Regions from separate parts of the Homo sapiens genome. Here regions 1, 2, 3, 4 and 5 are each linked to region 6. The links are chromatin contacts, found by Hi-C or POLR2A ChIA-PET in ENCODE. All regions are on one chromosome and are shown on one strand. The core of a region is the stretch at or near the end of the contact, and the rest is flanking DNA. Distances in the headings are between cores, read along the strand shown. Region 1 holds the start of HAGH (hydroxyacylglutathione hydrolase). Region 2 holds the start of ERVK13-1 (endogenous retrovirus group K13 member 1). Region 3 holds the start of MSRB1 (methionine sulfoxide reductase B1). Region 4 overlaps PDPK1 (3-phosphoinositide dependent protein kinase 1). Region 5 holds the start of PRSS27 (serine protease 27). Region 6 holds the start of ECI1 (enoyl-CoA delta isomerase 1).

Region 1 (3,044 bases), core at 536-3,035, 420 kb after region 6:
TGATGATGACCAAATCTAAGAAAATTTGGTAAACAACGGAAAGTTATCTGGAACATAACTTTCAGTTTTCTCTGCAGTTTTTAAGTGCTGAACTACTGATCATCCTAGAGATAACCCACTGAAAAGTCTTCTCTAATCCAGTTTTACAAAAGGAAAGTCTTTTTAACATTTGGTTTGATAAAATGTTTTCCGAAGAAATACTTTACTTGCCTGTTTTCATTTCTGGCCCACCCGTTCTACTTCACGTTTTCTTGAAGGGTTCATCTTCTATGAGTTGAGGCATAGCAATCTAATCATTTTTAAAATAAATGGTTTCTTTTTTTTTTTTTTTTTTTGAGACGGAGTCTCGCTGTTGCCCAGGAGTACAGTGGCGCAATCTCAGCTCACTGTAAGCTCCGCCTCCCGGGTTCAATTGATTCTCCTGCCTCAGCCTCCAGAGTAGCTGGGACTACAGGCGCCCGCCACCACGCCCGGCTAATTTTTTGTATTTTTAGTAGAGACGGGGTTTCACCCTGTTAGCCAAGATGGTCTGGATCTCCTGACGTCGTGAGCCGCCCGCCTCGGCCTCCCAAAGTGCTGCGATTACAGGCGTGAGCCACCGCGTCCGGCCAATAAATGGTTTCTAATTAAAGGATTGTGACATTTAATAGCCGTTGCTTGCTCTTGTCTTGCTCCCTTCTCTCTCGAAACTTGTTAAGAAATAACTCAATATTCTGGCTTTTCCACTTTAAATGTCATACTGACCAGCCCGTGTATGCCAGCCTCGATCTCATCGTTTTCTTTAACCGGTCCAACTCCCTTTGGCGTCCCAGTCAAGATAATATCTCCTTCTTCCAAGGTTATGATCTTAGAAACATAGCTGATGATGTAGGGGATGGAAAAAATCATGGAGGATGTCTCACCCTCCTGTCTGAGTTCGCCGTTGACCTTGAGCCAGAGCTTCAGCTTGTGAGGGTCAGGGATCTTCTCCTTGGGCACGAACGCGCTGACCGGGCAGGACGCCGTGAAGCTCTTCGCCAGAGTCCAGGGCAGCCCCTTCTTCTTGCACTCGTCCTGCACGTCCCGGGCGGTCATATCCAGGCACAGGGCATAGCCGCCCACGTAGTCCATGGCCGCAGCCTCGGGGACTGCGCGGCAGCGCTTGCCCATCACCACGCCCAGCTCCAGCTCGTGGTGCAGGTTGCGAGTGTACGCGGGCATGAGGATGGGCGAGCCCTCGGGCGCGTAGGCCGTGGACGGCTTCAGGAACAGCACGGGCTCGCTCAACACCGCGCTGCGCATCTCCCTGACGTGGTCCGCGTAGTTCCTCCCCACGCAGACGATGTTCTTTCCCCACTCCCAGAAGCGGGACAATGGCCTGGATGCTGCCATGATTCCCATCAAGTGCCCCTGTAGTCACGTGGGCTGGGCCGGTCAGCTGATGCCTACGGCATCCCGGAGAGGACCAACTGCCTCGGAACGCTGTCCCCCGCAGCGACGGCCCGTTCCACCTCGCGATCTGCCGGGTACCCGGGCGGCGTGGCGCTCGGCCTCCAGGGATCCACTGTGCGGTGCCAAAAAAGAGGCGGAGGCTCGCGGCACAGCTCTCCCGGCGCAGCTCTCGGGCCGCCGCCGCCGCTCCCAGGCCCGTCTCCCGGCCCGTGGCAGTCGGGGCTCGCGGACAAAACAAGTTGAGCGCGAGCGCGTTGATTGGTTGGCGGACGGTGCGAGGTGGACGCTGATTGGCTGAGGGCAGCGCGAGGCGGGCGCTGATTGGCTGCGACGCGCCGACGCCGGTGTTTTGCAGTCCTGGGCAGCTCGGCAGTCCAGCCCGGCCCGGGTCATGGTGGTGGGCCGAGGGCTGCTCGGCCGCCGCAGCCTCGCCGCGCTGGGAGCCGCCTGCGCCCGCCGAGGCCTCGGTGGGTGCGGCGGGGCGGTGCGGGCCGGGGGACGCGGGCCTGGCGGGGCGGGCAGCGGGCGGCGCCGGGCCGTCGTTTGGCGACCGCTGACGCGGTGTCTGTTGCGCAGGTGCCTAAGGCCGCGCTGCCGGGCTCGAGCGGAGGCGGCGCAGGCGCTGAGGCTGGCGCGGAGCGGGCGCGGGGCCGCGGGTGCGGAAAGCGCTAGGTAAGCAGGGCCAGGCCTGCGTCCGCCGCGGCCTCCACGCTCGGGCTGGGCCGGCCGCGCCCCTGACGCCTCCAGGGCATCGCGTCCTGCCCGGGCCGGCGCCGAGGAGAGCCTGGGGCGCGGCTCTGAGGCGCAGCGGGCAGGGCCCCGGGACGCCTGGCCCACCCCGCACCTGCTGCCCCGCTGCAAGGACCGCGGTCTCGCGGCGCCGCCTGCGGTGGTGGAGCTGCCCGCCCGGCGCCGGAGCCCCCGTCTGGGGACCCGGCGTGTCATTCGCCCGAGGTGGTCGCGCGGCCGGGCCAGGCCAGCGCCCCGGGCGGGTGCGCAGCGCAGGGCACTGGGCGGGCGGAGGCGCAGACAGGGAGGCGTCCCTGGCGGTTTCCAGATCTCGCCGAAAGCTGTCAAGGCTCTGCAGGGGGTAGAATGTCGCCATTGCTAAGGAAAGGACATGGATTTTGAGGTCCTCAGAATTACAGTTTTAGGGACATTCATAAGGGTCCAGGCAGAGAGTTCCAGCGGGACTGTGTGCATCGGCAGGGCGTGCGTACCCCATTCTAAGGGAGGCCCCAGCCCCCGTATTTGGTGCCGCCCAGTTCAAGGGAAGCAAGATGCTGTGAAACTTCCTGATTTAAAAAAGAAGTGCAGTGACGCACGCCTGTCATCCCAGCACTTTGGGAGGCCGAGGCGGGAGGATCGCTTGAGTCCAGGAGTTCCAGACCAGCCTGGCAACATGTTGAGACCTCATCGCTACAAAAACTAAACAAAATCAGCCGGGCGTGGTGGCACACAACTGTAGTCTCAGTCACTTTGGAGGCTGAGGTGGGAGGATCGCTTGAGTCCAGGAGGTCGAGGCTGCAGTGACCCTTGATCGCACCACTGCACTGTAGCCTAGGGGACAGAGTGAGACCATATCTCAATTTTTTTTTGTTTTTGGGGCCAAA
Region 2 (3,119 bases), core at 214-2,713, 420 kb before region 6:
TGGTCTGGCTTCCCTTGGGCTTGGCCAAGCATTCTGGCTGCCACTGAGGCCTCCAGGACAACTGAGAACTGTCCTTTCTTCCTTGCCCTTCAGCTGCCCCTGTCTTCTCTGCCCCTGGTGCCTGCTCAGCTGCTTTCTTCACAGGACAGCCTTCTTGTCACCCTTGGCCCCTGCCCCGAGGCTCCTCCACCCCAGGCTCTGTGTTCTAAAGTTCACCGTGTACAATTTCCTCAAGTTGTTTCTCCTTCACTGCTTCCCTTTTCTCTGTTCATTACTCAAGATCTGCATGGCCATGTGTCAGTATAAAAAAAAATAAAGTTGGCCGGGCGGGGTGGCTCACCCCTGTAATCCCAGCACTTTGGGAAGCGTGGTGGGCAGATCATGAGGTCAGGAGTTCGAGACCAGTCTGGCCAATATGGTGAAACCCCATCTCTACGAAAAATACAAAAATTAGCTGGGTGTGGTGGCACGCACCTGTAGTCCCAGCTACTCAGGAGGCTGAGGCAGGAGAATTGCTTGAACCCAGAAGGTGGAGGTTGCAGTGAAATTGCCATTGACTCCAGCCTGGGTGACACAGCGAGACTTCGTCTCAAAAAAAAAAAAAAAGTTAACCCATTTCAGTTGGGTGCAGTACCTCACGCCTCTAATGCCAGCACTTTGGGAGGCCGAGGCAGGCGGAAAGAGCGAGACCATCTCAAAAAAAAAAAAAAAAAAAAAGAATTGCTTGAACCCAGGAGGTGGAGGTTGCAGTGACTAGAGATCGAGCCACTGCACTCCAGCCTTGGCGACAGAGCAAGACTCCGTCTCAAAACAAACAAACAAAAAAACCTAAAATACAAAAAACACAAGCAAAAAATCATGATTGACATTAACAACTACAAAAAGAAAAACAAACAAAAAAAAAACCGCCACAAAATCATTTATAGGTAAGGACAGAAGTTCTGAGGCTGCCTCCAGGACTATGGACAGTGGTAGGATTGGTTGTTTTCCGCTTTATGAATGTGACTTATAGCCCAGATTTCCTTCCGTGAACGCTTGTTAGTTGTGAAACTAGCAAAGTTGCGCCTCCGCATTTACGCAGAGCCGGCTCCGGAGTCCGAGCCCCGGGTTCGAGCCCAGCCCCGCTATTACCTCGGGCGTGACCTTGGCCGGAGCCAGGTCCCCTCTGAGCCTCAGTTTCCCGGTCTGGGAGCTGGGAATGACAGCTCGCCCCACCCCCGCAGAGCCCCGCCCCCGGGGCCCTGGGATTGGTTCGCGCGAGGTCCCCCTGCCCAGGCGGGGCCGGGCCTCTCCCGCCCGCCAGGCCCCAACCCGGAAATGCAGCTGGGGCAGAGGCGGGGCCCACTCAGACCGCGGCGAAGGGACGATGGGCGCGGCCAATGGGCGCGGGCGGCGGCGGCGGTGCGACGGAAGTCCTGCCTGGCGTCGCGCGGGGGCGGGGCGTCGCGGGGGGCGGGGGCATCGCGGGGGGCGGGGCGTCGCGGGCACAGCGTGAGGGCCGCCGTTGCTGGAGTTCAGCTTAGGGAAGGAGGACTCTGAGGAGGCCCCGAGCGGCGGAGCGCTTCGGGGGAGGCGCCCGCGCAGACGCGAGGCCCATAGCCAGGACCACCACCTAGCTGGTGAGCGCGCGGCGAGGCGGGGCGGCCCGGGGTCCCGAGGGTCGGGTGCCGCCTTACCTGCGGCCGGGCGGCCGGGCCGGGGATGGCGGGCGCCGGCCGAGGGCGCTGCTTGGCTGCGGCGGGGAGACCGGGCCTGGGTTGCGTCGGGCGGCGGCCTGGCCGGGGGCGCTGACAGACGCGCGGAGGGCGGGGGAGGCCGGGAGGTGTCACCCGGCCCAGCGGGGTGGAAGTGCCTGGAAAGTTTGTTTTCGGCTTGGCGCAGCCTGGAGCCGAGCCTCCAGGGTTACCTTTCGGTTCTGTCTGTAGAGGAACCGCCCTGGGCTTCCACCTGGAACGGGGTCCTTGGCGCCTCCGCCTGCGAGAGAAGCAGAAGGTGCAAGTTCTTGCTGAAAGCACCTGATGCTCCTGGGCCCCCTTTTCCAGATTCTTGATGACATTGGTCGGGAAAACTCGCCTTTCACGGCCCGGCCAAGGGGCATTTGGGTGCTTTTGCTGCCCGTGGCTGTGCTCAGCGTTGTGGGAAGCCCCTGGGAGGCCGAATGTGCAGGATCACCGAGGGGAAAGTGAGCTTGACAGGTAGGAGGGATTTTAGGGGAAGGATCAAAACAAACCACTTGTTGGGTGAAATGTTTTGCTAAATGTATCGCTGGTGTTTATTTTCTCTCTGTCGCTAAAAGTATCCCTCGTGTTTTTATGTTTTCCATATGCTAAGTTCTACAGTCTGGGGACGACGGTTTAAAAATTTATGCCTTGCATGCGATGTGCAGTGGGTGATGGAAGAACGTCTACATGGCTTTAAAATTGGATTTAAAAGGCAAATATTTTAAATGAAGGAAAACCCAAGAAGTTTACTTGATTCCTTATCTTCCAGGATGCGACTTTTGTTTATTTATTTATTTTATTTTGATGGAGTCTCGCTGCCGTCGCGCAGGCTGGAGTGCAGTGACGCGATCTTGACCCGGGAACCTCCACCTCCCGGGTTCAAGCGATTCTCCTTCCTCAACCACCCGAGTAGCTGGGATTACAGGCGTGTGCCACCATGCCCGGCTAATTTTTGTGTTTTTAGTAGAGACCGGGGAAGGTATGGGCCCTCTTTTGAGAAAAATGCAGAGTGACACTGAATTTTGTAACTACATCAGGAGGCTCTTGAACCTTCTGCAGCTCACTCGTGGAGTTTGTAGAGATGCGTAATAATCCGAAGTGTTAAGGAAGAAGGTTCTGTTGAGAAAAAGTTGGAGGGCTGAAAGGGATGCCTTTCGCTATTTCGACATGTGTGGCTGTACCCCAGAGTGCCCTGGCTAACACGCAAAACCATGAATTAGGCGGCTTGGCGAGGCTCAGTGGAGGCTGGGGCCGAGAGTCATGTCAAAGTTTGTGGGGTTAACCTGCACCCAGTGACAGTCATGGCGAAGTTTGTGAGGTTAACTCGCACCCAGTAACGCTGTTCCAATGCAAGGTGTGTATTTGGTGTCATCCACGGGAAGAGGAAACAGCAAATTT
Region 3 (3,109 bases), core at 105-2,604, 310 kb after region 6:
TTTTTTTTTGAGAGAGTCTTGATCTTGTCGCCCAGGCTGCTGGAGTGCCGGGGAGCAGAGTTTTTAAGGATAACTTGGCGGGTGGGGAGAGCCAGTGAGCCAGGAGAGCCGATTGGTCAGGGAGGAAATCACAGGGAGTCAGCTGTCTTCTTGCGCTGAGTCAGCTCCTGGGTGGTGGCCACAAGATCAGATGAGCCAGTTTATCAATCTGGTTGGTGCCAGCAGATCCATCAAGTTGCAGGGTCGGCAAAATATCTCAAGCACTGATCTTAGGGGCAGCTTAGGGAGGGTCAGAATCTTGTAGCCTCCAGATGCACGACTCCTAAACCATAATTCCCAATATTGTGGCTAATGTTAGTCCTAAAAATGCAATCTAGTCCCCAGGCAAGGAGGTGGTCTGCTTTGGGAAAGGGCTGTTACTGTCTTTGTTTTAAACTATAAACTGGCTGGGCGCGGTGGCTCACGCCTGTAATCCCAGCACTTTGGGAGGCCAAGATGGGCGGATCACCTGAGGTCGGGAGTTCAAGACCAGCCTGGCCAACATCGAGAAACCTCGTCTCTATTAAAAATACAAAATTAGCTGGGCGTGGTGGCGCATGATTGTAATCCCATCTACTCGGGAGGCTGAGGCAGGAGAATTGCTTGAACCAGCGAGTTGGAGGTTGCAGTGAGCTGAGATCGCGCTACTGCACTCCAGCCTGGAAACAGAGTAAGACTCCGTCTCAAAAGAAAGAAAGAAAGAAAGAAAAAAACAAAAAACTATAAACTGAGTTTCTCCCAAAGTTATTTCAACCTACCAGCAGGGATGAATAAGGACAGCTTGGAGGTTAGAAGCAAGATAGAGTCGGCTGAGTTAGATCTCTTTCACTGTTTCAGTCATCATTTTGCAAAGGCGGTTTCACCTGGGCGCGGAAAGGCTGCATGACCTCCGGCAGCTCCGGGCTTAGTACCAGGGACTGGACTGGGGGGACACGACCCTACGGATTCGCGCCGTCGCCCACCTGGCCAGGCCCCATGTGCGCCCCTAGCCACCAGGGCGCGAGGGGCGGCAGGGGCGGGGCCTTGGGGAAGCGGCCTAGGGGTGGTCCCTGGGAGTTTCCATGGGCGGGGCCTGCTGGGGAGATGCGATTGGACTGGCACCGGGGGGCGGGGCCTTGGGGAAGTGGCCCAGGAGTGGTCCCAAGGAGTCAACGTGGGCGGGGCCAGCTGGGAAGATCGTATTGGACCAGCCCTGAGGAGGGGCGGGGCCTCCCGGAGGCGGAAGCCGGGATTCGCCCTCCGGGGAGCGATTGGTCCTCGGGAGGGGCGGGGAGGTGGACGCGGGTACCGGCGGTCGTCGGGTCGGCAGCCTTTGGTCAGTTGGCAGCGGCAAGCGCGCTGCGGTTCCGGTGGCGCCATGTCGTTCTGCAGCTTCTTCGGGGGCGAGGTTTTCCAGAATCACTTTGAACCTGGTTGGTCCTGCGGCCTCTCGCTGGGAGGGCAGCGCGGCGGGGGGCGCGCATTAGCGGGGGCGCCGCCGTCGTCCGGGGGTGATGTCTCTCCCAAGCCGGGAATGGGGGCGAATGTGGCTGCCGGGGAGAAGCGAACAGGGGTCAAAAGGACTGCGGAGGAGTGGGGAGCCTGGGGGCGAGGAGAGTGGGGTACCCGAGGAGAGGGGGCCTTGGGGCTCACCGTCCTGGAGGGGGCAGGCCTCGAGTGTGAACGTGCCGTTTCGGGGGTGGGTCTAAGGGATCGGGATACGTGGGGGTGGTACCCCTTCCCTACCCCCTACACTCCAAAGTGATGGCGCTGGGGGAATTCGGGTTAGGGTCGGGGCTTCGGAGAGGCCAGGTTCTTGTCCAGGGCCAGCTCCTGTGGCCGGGGCGCCCCTTCGCGGGTCATCCCGCAGGTGTTACCCTGGCCCTTCCCATTCCCCCGAGTCCGGGATCTCTGGGAGGAGTCTGGCAAGCATAGAATGTCCCCTTCAGATCCTAATGTGCCGGCCCAGGTGCCTCCCCACCTGCCCAGGGACTCCAAATTGGGGAACCAGGAGTGCCACCAGGCACCTGCCAACAGCCCGTGAAGTTTGACCAGGCAGGCAGGATGGGGTGGTTTGGGGCATGGCCAGCCCTCCACACTGGCCCTGATGAATCCCTTCTGGGCTGGGCTCGCCTGGTAGTGGACTAATTTGGTAAAAACACATCCACAGGCAAGTCTGAGTGCACTGGTCTCCTTGGGCGGATCTGCTGGGTGGCACCCCTGTAGCGGGTTGGGCTGTGACACAGGACCATCCCGGCAAAGCCTCCCCCAGCAAGACTCTCTGGCTTTAGATCCCAGTTGTCCTCAGGCTGCTCTGCCAAGCCAGAAACTCCACTTCCACAGCAGCTGCTGGCTTCTCTTTGCTTTTTTCTCCAGTTCCTGGAAAAGGCTGGGTAGTTTACAGTCTCCAGGGGAGGCTGTCCCCAGGTGATGGGTGAGAGGTGACTCAGCACCCCTGGAGGTTCCTGTTTTCAGTCCTTAAAACAGTTCTGCAAGTCAGTTTTGCAACTTTCCCACCCCCTCCACTCCAAAGGGATCCTTTGTGGGTAGGCTGAAATCTGTTGTCCCCAGCCCTCTTTCTTCCTGGGCTCCTGTGTGGCCTGGAGGCCTTTTCTCTGGGACTGTTCTCTTCCTGCCTGGAGAGCAGAGCAGTGCCTGGGTATCCAGCTTAGGGCCTCGTTGGGCAGCAGGGAGGACCACTTGAGAAAGGAGAGGGACCAGGTGGTTGGGCCACATCAGGGCCCCTGCCCTCTATGTTCCTGGGGGAACTAGGGGGGCGAGGGGGAGCTCCGTGTCCTCATTGGACTACCCAGGTTCCTTCACGCTGCACACACTTGTAGCTGAGTGTCTGCATCACCAAGCAAAGATGGAAATGTTAGGATATGCCCCGTCACGGGGCTATGAGAAGAATCAAGGAGATAATTGTGAAAGGTGACTCCCCTGGTCTCTGGCACATCTACTAAACGTGAGCTCAGCACAGCGCCTCCCGTGGCGGGTGCCTGGGGAAGGAGCACAGCCTACCCTCGGAACGGGGGCAGCGCTGTCTTTGCCTGGGTTGGTGGATTTGGGAGCTTGACCCCGGAAAGGCGGG
Region 4 (3,038 bases), core at 184-2,683, 350 kb before region 6:
AGCCAGGTTCTTGCAACCAAAACAAGGAAATTGGCTCTTGGAAAAAATCGGCCACAGATGGATTGCAGTAGTGACATCCTCTTAGCATTTAAATAAAGAGCGGTCTTATTCAGACATTCTTTGGAACACATGGCTTATCAGAAACCGATTTGTTCAGAATCTGTAAGACACAACTAAGGTGGTTCTGCTACTGGAAGTGAGCGTCTACACATCAGGTCGAGAGAGAGACAGAAATATCTTCAAAATGAACAAACTCTTTCACCTCAAAATACCACTTCCAGGCATCTAAGGGGGAAAAAAGTAAGAAATCAGAAGATTTTAAAGATATTCATCACAGCATTATTTAAATAGTGGAAAAATCAGAAACCGTCTTAAGTATTTTACAGTAGGGAAATGGTCAGATAAATTATAGTAAATGGACAATGACTAAATAGTACAATTGTTAAAAACATGTTTCTGAGAAACTCATGACATGGGAAAATGCTTAAAATATCAAGGGAGAAGACGATGCAAACGGTGTGTGTCGGATGTTCCTATTTTAGTTTAAAAAGTGAACAAATGGCAGGGCAGGATATACGGCAAAATGCTCACAGTGGTCTTCTCTGGCCGGTGAGCCTACAGCTGATCTTGTCAGAGACAAACGTTAGTTTTACTGAGTCACCCAGAGCCCTGTGCTGGTGCCTGAGGGTTTGTTCCATGGGACAGTCTCCACAATTCCTCTGGGGAAGGGCCACAAATCCCACAGTGTGTCCCAAGAGGGCTGGAGTAGGCGGAGTCCCCAGCAGCTGTGGCATGACCAGCCATCTCTCTCAAAACAATTGTTAACAAGCCTTCTGCAAGTTAAGGTTCCACATGGTAGCCGTGGTACAGAGGCATTTCTCTAGGGTGGAGAGGCTTGTGCTCTACACCAGGACTGCCCACCGCCCTGGCTGGGGCCACACAAAGAGGGGAGAAAGGAATCCCTCAGAAGCCAGCCCCCAACTGTGTCCCAGAGAAAGGCGGGGCACCTGGGACACCTAGGCCGGCAGCGACCACAGCCTCCCTCCGCTTTGTGCCGAGAAGCCGCACAGTGTGGTCCCGACATTCCACCTGTCCTTGCCCATGTGTGGGGAGGCACATGGCCCCAAGTCTATTAAACAGCAGGTGAAATCTTCCTCATCTTGGATAAACCCACAACTGTAATTCCACGTAAGTGTGTCTATGTGCACACACAGTACCCCACGTTCTACCGTAGAATGTAAGGCGCCTGCGTGCCAGGTGATGGCTCTAAGGATGTGGTAGAGAAAACCGGAGTAGACATGAGCAAGCACAGGGTAAGGAAAGAAAACACACGGGCCTTTCAAAAGGGAAGAGCAAGGGGCTGGGTGAGGAGAAAGGTGACCCACAGAAGGGCTTGGCTGTCAGCTCAGGCAATGGCATCATTTTGGCTGGCGGCTGCCAGCTCTGGCTCTGAGCCCCTAGTTCTGTGGCTTTGGAGGTTAAGATGGAGCTTGTCAGTGACGCCCAGGAGGTGGTGGTTCTATCCAGAGGAAGAACGCACGGAAGAGTCTCCCCAAGCAGCCCAGCCGAGTGCTCCAATTAAAGCCACGTCCCTGCTCCACTTGTTTCCCTATAACCAGACGCCCTGAGAGATCTGAGAGAGCCACTCTCCTACATGGAGACACAGGACGTTCTGAGATGGGTAAAATAGCTGATGAGGAGGAGGAAGCCTGAACAGAAATTCCTGAAAGGGCTAAGAGAGACTCCCCAACACAGCCAAGCCTTTCCAAAAGCCAGGAGGAGGAGAGAGGACTCCGACTCCGGCCACAGGCCCAGGGCAACGTGCTGGGCCCCGGAGCGTCCTGCTCCCTGGGGCCCCAGGGTAGGTGCGGCCCAGCTCACCCCAGCTCACGGTCACAGGCTCACATGCAGCTCTCACACAGCAGCAGCCAAGGCCCAGGCAGGAACCACAGGCAGGGCCTGGGGAACATCTCTGCCCCCTCCCAGGCCCCGTCTGTACTCGCCTAGCTAAAAAGAGCCACTCTCGTCATTAGCAGTGTAAAAACGACACCTTCCCTCTCAGTTTGGATCTGGCCTGGCACACAGGGTCACTGCTGAGTCACCTGTGACTTGGGGGTAGGGACCAGGGAGGGTGGACACAGTTGAGTCAGAGGCAGGTCTGTGGGCAGCAATGTCTGCCTCTCCCCCAAAGGGAGTGAGGGCTGCCCTCCAGGGACAACCTGGGCAGGGAGAGAAGGGCCCAGACCTGCCAGGCCACCAGGAGCACTCTCTACCTGGGGAGTAGCTAGGCAAAGGACAAATGCATCTGGCCTGTCTGTGCTGCAGAGCGGGGCAAGGCCACCAAAGCATCAAAGGGAAATGGCCCCAAAACCGGCTCTCTCTAGAGGAAAGCCGACCAGCAAGCTGGGGTTGAAGTGTGCTGTTCTCGCCTCCTGTGCAACAGCAACTGGCAAAGCCCACTCTATGGGCCCAGATGAGCCGGCAGCATGAGAAGGCTGTGAGATTTCTGATGCACAGATGTAGAAGCTCTGAGGGGCTCTGAGAAACTTGAACCAAAACACAAAAGGGGCGTGTGTGACGGTGGTGTCTGCACTCCCTGGCGTGGTCTGCAGGAGACAGAAGCACCCTGGGTCTGCTGATGCCAGGGTTCTCTCAGACCCTACTTCAGCAACTGGAGAGGCGTGGACATTTAAACCTTTTAGGAGGCCCTCAGGCCTCTCTGCTCCACACGGAAGTCAGCAGCCCTCTCTGCTCTGGCTGGCTTCTCCAAGGCACCTCCTGGCCCCACCTAGGGCTCGGGGCAGGACTCTCTCGTGCAGTGAGCCAGCGGGGTACTAACTGGGCTCACTTCTGACAGTACCGCTCCCAGCATGCGCTCGGCTTCCAGCCCCAGAGACCAACACTGCTAAGTAGGATAAGGGATCCGGAGCCCTCGATGGCACCCTCCACTCGGCAGCCTGCTCCCGCACCACTCCAACCCCTCCCGCTCCTCACCACGCAAACCTGCCTGCCAACACAGCAGGGGCCACAGAAAGCTG
Region 5 (3,275 bases), core at 103-2,602, 470 kb before region 6:
GCCCGCCTCCCACCCCCGACCCGGGAACTCCAGGGACTGGACGGGGAGGGAAGGGTGGGAGGAGGCGGTGGAGGCGGAGGCGGAGACGCGGGAGGGCGGGGCTAGGGAGGGCGATGCGGGGAGCCGGAGCCCGGACCATGAGGCTGGGAGCGCCCCTTCTGCACCCCTGGCCGCCCGCGCCGCGCCCCGCGCCCACCAGAGGGCAGCACCACGACGCGCGCGGACAAGGCTGAGGCGGGAACGGCCGCACCCCCAGCCCCGCCCGGAGCCGCCCGGCCCCGCCCCGCCCGCGAGTACCGACCCCCGGCGCCGGCGGGGAAACAGGTCCGGCGCCCCCGACCCCACGGCCCGGCCCCACTCTGTCTCTGACGTCAGCGCCGTGCCCCAAATAACTTCCTCCCCGAGCCTCTTCCGCCGCGGCGCCGCGCCCAGAGCCAGGCGGGGACACCGAAACGGTAACCCCGGCCCGGCCTTCCCGGAGCCGCTTCCGCCCCGCCTGGTGCCAGGAAGCCCCCGCCCCTTCCAAGGGATGGCAGCCGGGGCCCGGGTCGGCCGCCTGGGCCGCGCTGGCGCGCGCCTGAGGAACTTCTGGGGCCTGCTGTCCCGGGAGGAGGGTCGCTGCGGCCAACTCCGGACCCCGCCCCATGTCCCATCGCCTCCCCTGCCCTCGGCCCCGCAAACACCCCTGGCCTTGACTTTCCCACCAGCGCGGCCCAGCCCCACTGTGTTCCATCGGCGCTCAATAAAATACTGAATGAGGCCGGGCGCGGTGGCTCACCCCTGTAATCCCAGCGCTTTGGGAGGCCGAGGAGGGCGGATCACGAGGTCAGGAGATCGAGACTAGCCTGGCCAACACGGTTAAACCCCGTCTCTACTAAAAATACAAAAAATTAGCCGGGCGTGGTGGCACCTGCCTGTAATCCCAGCTACTCAGGAGGCTGAGGCAGGAGAATGGCTTGAACCTGGGAGACGGAGCTTGCAGTGAGCCGAGATTGCGCTCCAGCCTGGGCGACAGAGCGAGACTCTGTCTCAAAAAATTAAAAAAAATAATAATAATAATAATGAATGAAGCTGGACGGACTTCGCGTGCACCGCGGTCAGCTCGGGGTCTGCTGGGGGGTCTGGGTCAGCTCAGGGTCCAGGAACCGAGGCCAACGGCACCCCGTGCTGCGCTGGGGTGAGGGGTCTGCCCTGGGGTCTCGGGGTTCAGGGCTAGGTCACGGAGGAGTCGGCTCTGGGCGCTTCCTTCCTGAGGAGAGGAGCTGGGCAGGCCGGGCCGACGGGTTGGGCCGCATAGCCGGGCCTGTGCTCATCTCCAGCATAAAACTCCACTTCATGGAGCCTGCACCTCGCTCGTGCTCCAACGCTTCTGCCACCGCCGACCACGGCCCTGCGCCCCAGCCAGGCCTGAGGACATGAGGCGGCCGGCGGCGGTGCCGCTCCTGCTGCTGCTGTGTTTTGGTGAGTCGTGAAGGTGCAGGGTCCTGGTGGTGCAGTCCCCCACCAGGCTCCGCTGCACTGCCTGGGGCTCCGGCTCAGCCCCCTACTCCCTGGGACAGGCTGGGGCTGTGGGACAGGCCATCATCCCTCCTGCCCCTGAGCAGGTGGGAAGGCTCCAGATGTGCCAAGTGGGGAGTCCAAAGTGGGGAGGCAGGGTGGGAGGTGTGCGCACAGGCCCCAGAGGACCCCACCGGCATAACTGGGCAGCACCTCCTCCCATGCCTCTCCGCGGGCACTGGTGTGCCAGCTCTGGCCAGGCTCCCTGCTTCCTGCCACCTCGGCCTCTCCCCCCATTCTCTAGGTGAGGACAGGGGCCTCCTACGTGCAGGATGTGAACTCAGGCTCCAAGTGCCTGGACCATCATACTCGGGGTGGGAGGGTGGCCGAGCCGAGGGCTGCTGCCTGTGCCCGGAAGCCCCAGCAGGCTGGCTGCAGGCTCAGTAGAGAGCTGGGGGCAGGGGGTGTAGGTGGCAGAGGGCCCTGTCTCCTGCTGACAGAGGAACCGGTGATGCGCCACCGTGCCCTCTCCCAGTCCTGGGTCAGGGACAGCAGGTGCCAGCCAGGGGGCCCCACCTGCCAGGCCCCTCCCTGCGGGCCGGGACACTCTCTGTCAGGGAAAACCTCTCACATTCCTGGGCTAGCCTAGCCAGTCTGGCAGCCACCACACTTCCCTGTCCTCAAGTCACCTCCCAGGGCTGGGTCAGGTCATCCCAGGCTGCAGCTTAGCCAGTACTCCAGGCTTCCTTGTTCTCCTGGGTGGGAGGGCACCAGTGGCCCCTCAGTGGCCCGGCCTCCCCCACCCCATGCCCCCAGTCTCCCAGCACAAGGATGGTGCCCTCTGAGCAAGCCATGTGCACAGGAGGTGGAAGGCTGTGACTGCCCCTGAGCGGGGTGAGGAACCAAGGTCATTGCCAAAACTCTTTGGCAATGAGTTTTGCAGTCGGTTCACTAACAGCTGTGACCAGAGGCTGGACTCCTGGACACGTCCTCACTCCCAGCCCGAGGGTGGCACTCCCACCAGGTCTCTGGCTGGTGGTACCCACTAAGCTTCACCATCCCCACCAGCTACCAGCGAATCACAGGCCCAGGCCCCAAACAATGCTCCTGACACCCCCGGCACCCCTGGCTGTTGCTTCCAGCCCCCACAGGGCGCCCACCCTGAAGGGCTCAGCTGTCCACATCCCCCATTTCCCATCAGCCCCCACAGCCACACTTGTGTCCATCCACACATTCCCTGAGATCAGGCCCCCCAGATGCAGCCCTTGCCTTCTCGGAGCTCCTGGGCTAAGATAAGACTTGATTCTGGCTCCAGGGTGATGTAGACAGAGCTCCCATCAGGACAGAGAGCTCAAGAGAGAGTATAGGGCTTCCAAGGTAGACAATGCAAGCAAGCAAGGAAGGCTTCCTGGAGGAGGCAGCATTCAGTTGGGCCTTGATCTCTAGATCACGATTAGGACTTGGCTGGGAGCGGTGGCTCACGCCTGTAATGCCAGCACTTTGGGAGGCCGAGGTGGGCGGATCACGGGGCCAGGAGATCGAGACTATCCTGGCAAACATGGTGAAACCCCTCTCTACTAAAAATACAAAAAAATTAGCCGGGCTTGGTGGCGGGCCCCTGTAGTCCCAGCTACTCGGGAGGCTGAGGCAGGAGAATGGCGTGAACCCAGGAGGCGGAGCTTGCAGTGAGCTGAGATCGCGCCACTGCACTCCAGGCTGGGCAACAGAGTGAGACTCCATCTTAAAAAAAAAAAAAAAAAAAAGACTAGGACTTATGG
Region 6 (3,365 bases), core at 8-2,507:
TTCTTCAGTGTCCAGAGTAGCAGGGGCTAATTTTTTTTTAATTTTTTAATTTTTTTTTTGAGACAGTCTCTGTTGCCTGGGTTGGAGTGCAGTGGCGCAATATTGGCTCACTACAACCTCTGCCTCCTGGGTTCAAGTGATTTTCCTGCCTCAGCCTCCTGAGTAGCTGGAATTACAGGCACCTGCCACCATGCCCAGCTAATTTTTTGTATTTCTAGTAGAGACGGCGTTTCATCATATTGGCCCGGCTGGTCTCAAACTCCTGACCTCATGATTTGCCCACCTTGGCCCCCAAAGTGCTGGGATTACAGGCATGAGCCACCGCGCCCAGCAGCAGGAGCTAATTTTTAAGAATTTTTTGTAGCAACAAGTTGTTGCTATGTTACCCAGCTGGTCCTGAGTCACTGGGGTTACAGGTGTGTGTCACCATGCCAGGCTTGCTTCCTCCTCCGTTAAGTGGCCATTTTTCCACCTCAAAAATTGGTTTGGGACACAAGGAAGAATTGGAAATGCTTAAGATGAGAACAAAAGTTGAGACCACCCAACACAGCTGGGACCTTACTGCCCAGTGCTCCCAGTGGTCTGACCAAAACCCCACACCAGACAGTACAAAGGCCCACTCCCGAGCTGCCGCTTACGGCCCAGCGGGAACAGACTGTATTCTTATCTTTCGGCATTTCTCTGCAAATAAAAAGGTGCCACTGCGGTCCGGCCTTTGTGCACTTGCCCTTGTGCTGAGCAAGGCGGGTGGCCTGTTCTTACCGCTGGGTTCTGCTGCCCCCACCCCCATTTCGGTGACTAAACCTGCAGCTCTGATCCTGTTCCCAAAGGGGCAGGAGGCCGGGCTCACCCCAGGCAGCCCCTGGCCTCCCTGACGGCCCCCTCGGGAGGGGTTCCGTGCTTTGATCGCCTTTCCAGCGCCGATACTGCAGTAGCTGGGCCCGGCCGAGAGCTCGCGGTCACGAACACCGGCAGCCTCTTGCCTACAGTGTCCCGCGCTGTAGAAGAGCCTGCCCTGGCGCTGAGCTGGTCGTGGCTGCTTCAGCAGTGGGCCTGCGCCTCCTTGTAGGCCAGCCCTGGCCCAGATCCAGGTGCCTGCCCCGGAAGCGCGCGGCTGCCCGGGGTGAAGCCGGAGGGCGGCGAGCGGCTGTTTCGGCCGGTAGGTGGAGGCGTTGACCAGCCTCTGGGAACGGGGCGGGACCTAGTTGGGGGGGCTCCGCCCCCTCCCCAGGAGGCGAGCTCAGCCCGCGACCTTTATCCCGCGCGTTGCGGTCAAGATGGCGCTGGTGGCTTCTGTGCGAGTCCCGGCGCGCGTTCTGCTCCGCGCGGGTGCGAAACCCGGGGTGGGCAGGGATCGGGCCGGGGCCGGGGCCAGGACCGGGAACTAACGGGCTCCCCCACGCTGCCTTCGCAGGGGCCCGGCTCCCGGGCGCGGCCCTCGGGCGGACGGAGCGGGCGGCCGGCGGCGGAGACGGCGCGCGGCGCTTCGGGAGCCAGCGGGTGCTGGTGGAGCCGGACGCGGGCGCAGGTGAGCGGGCGGCGCCGAGGGAGGGCGGGCGTGGGGTCAGGACCCGCGGGGGTCCGCGCTCGCGGGGTGCTGTCGGAGAACCACGTCTGTCGACGCTCGGTTTGTGTTTAGAACCCAAGTTTCGAAACAGAACCTTGCCGCTCTACCTGGGTTCGTTCGTCATGAGATAAAAGTTTCTGTTTTTAAAGTTGGCGGAGGCCGGGCGCGGTGGCTCACGCCTGTAATCCTAGCACTTTAAGAGGCAGAGGCGGGCGGATCACCTGAGGTCAGGAGTTCGAGATCAGCCTGGCCAACATGATGAAACCCTATCTGTACTGAAAAATACAAAAGAAAAAAATTAGCTGGGCGTGGTGGTGCGTGCCTATGCCTGGGAGGCTGAGGCAGAAGAATCGCTGGAATCTGGGAGGTGGAGGCTGCAGTGAGCCGAGATTGTGCCACTGCACTCCAGCTTGGGCCACAGAGCAAGATTCCGTCTCAAAATAAATAAATAAATAAAAATAAAGTTGGCGGGGATATGAGCTGTTATCTAAGTTATTCAATTGGAAGTGGAAAAGAATTGGAATCTTTTGGAATAAAATTACGTTTGTTAACACTCCCATGTGGCACAGAACCTCGTACCTACCCGCCCGTCAGAACCCTTGGTAAAACCCACTGGAAAGGATAGAAAAAGTACTTTTGGAAGAGAAGCCTGTGCGCTCCCTCCAGACAGGAGGCCGAGCTGAGGGCACCGAGAGGGCACGCCTAGGCGCCAGCAGTTCTGCTTCCAGGACATGCTGACCTGGACCTCCCGGTGCAGCAGTCCCTGCTGTGGCTCCTGAGAGGAGGCCCTCCCCCTCCGCAAGTAAGTCACAGCCCCTGCCCTCCCCAACCCCCCAGACTCAGGGCTGTGCCCAACTTTGCACAGCTTCAGGACTCCAGGCTCCTGGTGCCTCTGAACTTGGTTCCGTCCTCTCTGTCTGGGCTGAGGGAGCTGCCTGGGCTCTCTCTACAAACTTGAGAGGGACAAACTAAGACCAACTTCAAACTGACTTTTTTTTTTTTTTTTTTTTTTTTTGGAGATGTAGTCTTGCTCTCCAGTCGCCAGACTGGAGTGCAGTGGCGCAATCTCCGATCACTGCAACCTGTGCCTCCTGGGTTCAAGCGATTCTCCCTCCTCAGCCTCCCAAATAGCTGGGATTACAGGGACCCACCACTATGCCCACTAATTTTTGTAAAAACTGAGTTTCTGAAGGGATCATTTCTGTAGCATATTTGAATATATCTCAACAAAATGCAAAAAAAAAAATTATTATTTTTTTTTTTTTGAGACAGAGGCTCCCTCTGTCACCCAGGCTGGCGTGCAATGGCGCGGTTCCGGCTCACTGCAATCTCAGTCAGGCCTGACTTTCTGACTCCAAACTCTACTTTGTCTTTTTTTTTTTTTTTTTTTTTTTTTTTTTGAGACGGAGTCTTGCTCTGTCGCCAGGCTGGAGTGCAGTGGCACGATCTCCGCTCACTGCAAGCTCCGCCTCCCGGGTTCACACCATTCTTCTACCTCAGCCGCCCAAGTAGCTGGGACTACAGGCGCCCGCCACCACGCCCGGCTAATTTTTTTTTTTTGGTATTTTTAGTGGAGACGGGGTTTCACCATGTTAGCCAGGATGGTCTTGATCTCCTGACCTCGTGATCCACCCGCCTCGGCCTCCCAAAGTGCTGGGATTACAGGCGTGAGCCACCGCGCCCGGCTTACGTTGTCTTTTTATATGGTAAAGTGGGGAGGCACTCGAGTAAAAAAATTGTCATTGTACGAACACTTTTCCTTTTTTACCGGAGGTAATGTGTGTGTGTGTGTACATAA

Evidence for each region. A loop is a pair of places that touch in the nucleus more often than their neighbours do. ChIA-PET counts read pairs that join two places held with the same protein, here RNA polymerase II (POLR2A). Pooled maps may share reads with other maps.
Region 1: a loop to region 6 is called in a pooled map, with 16 times the contacts of the local background. The contact joins the promoter of HAGH here to the promoter of ECI1 in region 6. A Hi-C loop is called at or near these places in 2 of 168 maps with a recorded cell type or tissue (B cell and gastrocnemius medialis), 2 of 37 single-sample maps with no recorded cell type and 14 of 50 pooled maps. POLR2A ChIA-PET finds 5 or more read pairs at or near these places in 2 of 52 experiments (A673 and common myeloid progenitor, CD34-positive).
Region 2: a loop to region 6 is called in a map with no recorded cell type, with 5 times the contacts of the local background. The contact joins the promoter of ERVK13-1 here to the promoter of ECI1 in region 6. A Hi-C loop is called at or near these places in 7 of 37 single-sample maps with no recorded cell type and 14 of 50 pooled maps. POLR2A ChIA-PET finds 5 or more read pairs at or near these places in 2 of 52 experiments (MCF 10A and Panc1).
Region 3: a pooled map shows a loop between it and region 6 (6-fold over the local background). The contact joins the promoter of MSRB1 here to the promoter of ECI1 in region 6. A Hi-C loop is called at or near these places in 1 of 168 maps with a recorded cell type or tissue (B cell) and 10 of 50 pooled maps. POLR2A ChIA-PET finds 5 or more read pairs at or near these places in 3 of 52 experiments (B cell, HepG2 and activated CD4-positive, alpha-beta T cell).
Region 4: a loop to region 6 is called in a pooled map, with 2.9 times the contacts of the local background. The contact joins the enhancer-like site here to the promoter of ECI1 in region 6. A Hi-C loop is called at or near these places in 2 of 37 single-sample maps with no recorded cell type and 10 of 50 pooled maps. POLR2A ChIA-PET finds 5 or more read pairs at or near these places in 5 of 52 experiments (A549, MCF 10A, Panc1 and 1 more).
Region 5: a pooled map shows a loop between it and region 6 (5-fold over the local background). The contact joins the promoter of PRSS27 here to the promoter of ECI1 in region 6. A Hi-C loop is called at or near these places in 2 of 37 single-sample maps with no recorded cell type and 10 of 50 pooled maps. POLR2A ChIA-PET finds 5 or more read pairs at or near these places in 1 of 52 experiments (OCI-LY7).

The regions. Positions count from the first base shown.
Region 1 is chr16:1,825,566-1,828,609 of GRCh38, reverse strand. It overlaps HAGH (hydroxyacylglutathione hydrolase), which reads left to right and starts at 1,785. Exons shown (of 9, transcript NM_005326.6): 1 at 1,785-1,898. The coding sequence starts at 1,823. It overlaps FAHD1 (fumarylacetoacetate hydrolase domain containing 1), which reads right to left and starts at 1,404. Exons shown (of 1, transcript NM_031208.4): 1 at 1-1,404. The coding sequence starts at 1,371. The coding sequence ends at 706. RefSeq lists an enhancer at 1,185-1,374 and a silencer at 1,465-2,434.
Region 2 is chr16:2,671,783-2,674,901 of GRCh38, reverse strand. It overlaps ERVK13-1 (endogenous retrovirus group K13 member 1), which reads left to right and starts at 1,463. Exons shown (of 3, transcript NR_040023.1): 1 at 1,463-1,619; 2 at 2,332-3,119. It overlaps LOC124903627 (a long non-coding RNA gene), which reads right to left and starts at 1,779. Exons shown (of 2, transcript XR_007064945.1): 1 at 1,677-1,779. RefSeq lists silencers at 1,093-1,482, 1,493-1,812.
Region 3 is chr16:1,941,444-1,944,552 of GRCh38, reverse strand. MSRB1 (methionine sulfoxide reductase B1) reads left to right here and starts at 1,354. Exons shown (of 4, transcript NM_016332.4): 1 at 1,354-1,451. The coding sequence starts at 1,397. RPL3L (ribosomal protein L3 like) reads left to right here. Exons shown (of 10, transcript NM_005061.3): 10 at 1-579. It overlaps LOC124903625 (a long non-coding RNA gene), which reads right to left and starts at 1,759. Exons shown (of 2, transcript XR_007064940.1): 1 at 1,672-1,759; 2 at 1-1,568. RefSeq lists a silencer at 881-1,380 and an enhancer at 2,565-3,109.
Region 4 is chr16:2,598,374-2,601,411 of GRCh38, reverse strand. It overlaps PDPK1 (3-phosphoinositide dependent protein kinase 1), which reads right to left. Exons shown (of 14, transcript NM_002613.5): 14 at 1-3,038. Among named protein-coding and RNA genes, the nearest start is that of FLJ42627, 39 kb to the left of the region's middle. Within about 2 kb of position 1,433, at least 3 of the 41 ENCODE cell types and tissues checked have a DNase peak (open chromatin) inside an H3K27ac peak, as active enhancers do.
Region 5 is chr16:2,718,301-2,721,575 of GRCh38, reverse strand. PRSS27 (serine protease 27) reads left to right here and starts at 1,352. Exons shown (of 6, transcript NM_031948.5): 1 at 1,352-1,461. The coding sequence starts at 1,416. RefSeq lists a silencer at 22-781 and an enhancer at 515-1,082.
Region 6 is chr16:2,249,479-2,252,843 of GRCh38, reverse strand. It overlaps ECI1 (enoyl-CoA delta isomerase 1), which reads left to right and starts at 1,257. Exons shown (of 7, transcript NM_001919.4): 1 at 1,257-1,329; 2 at 1,415-1,528. The coding sequence starts at 1,278. It overlaps LOC107984839 (a long non-coding RNA gene), which reads right to left and starts at 1,174. Exons shown (of 2, transcript XR_001752052.2): 1 at 851-1,174. RefSeq lists enhancers at 806-865, 1,796-1,925 and a silencer at 1,116-1,585.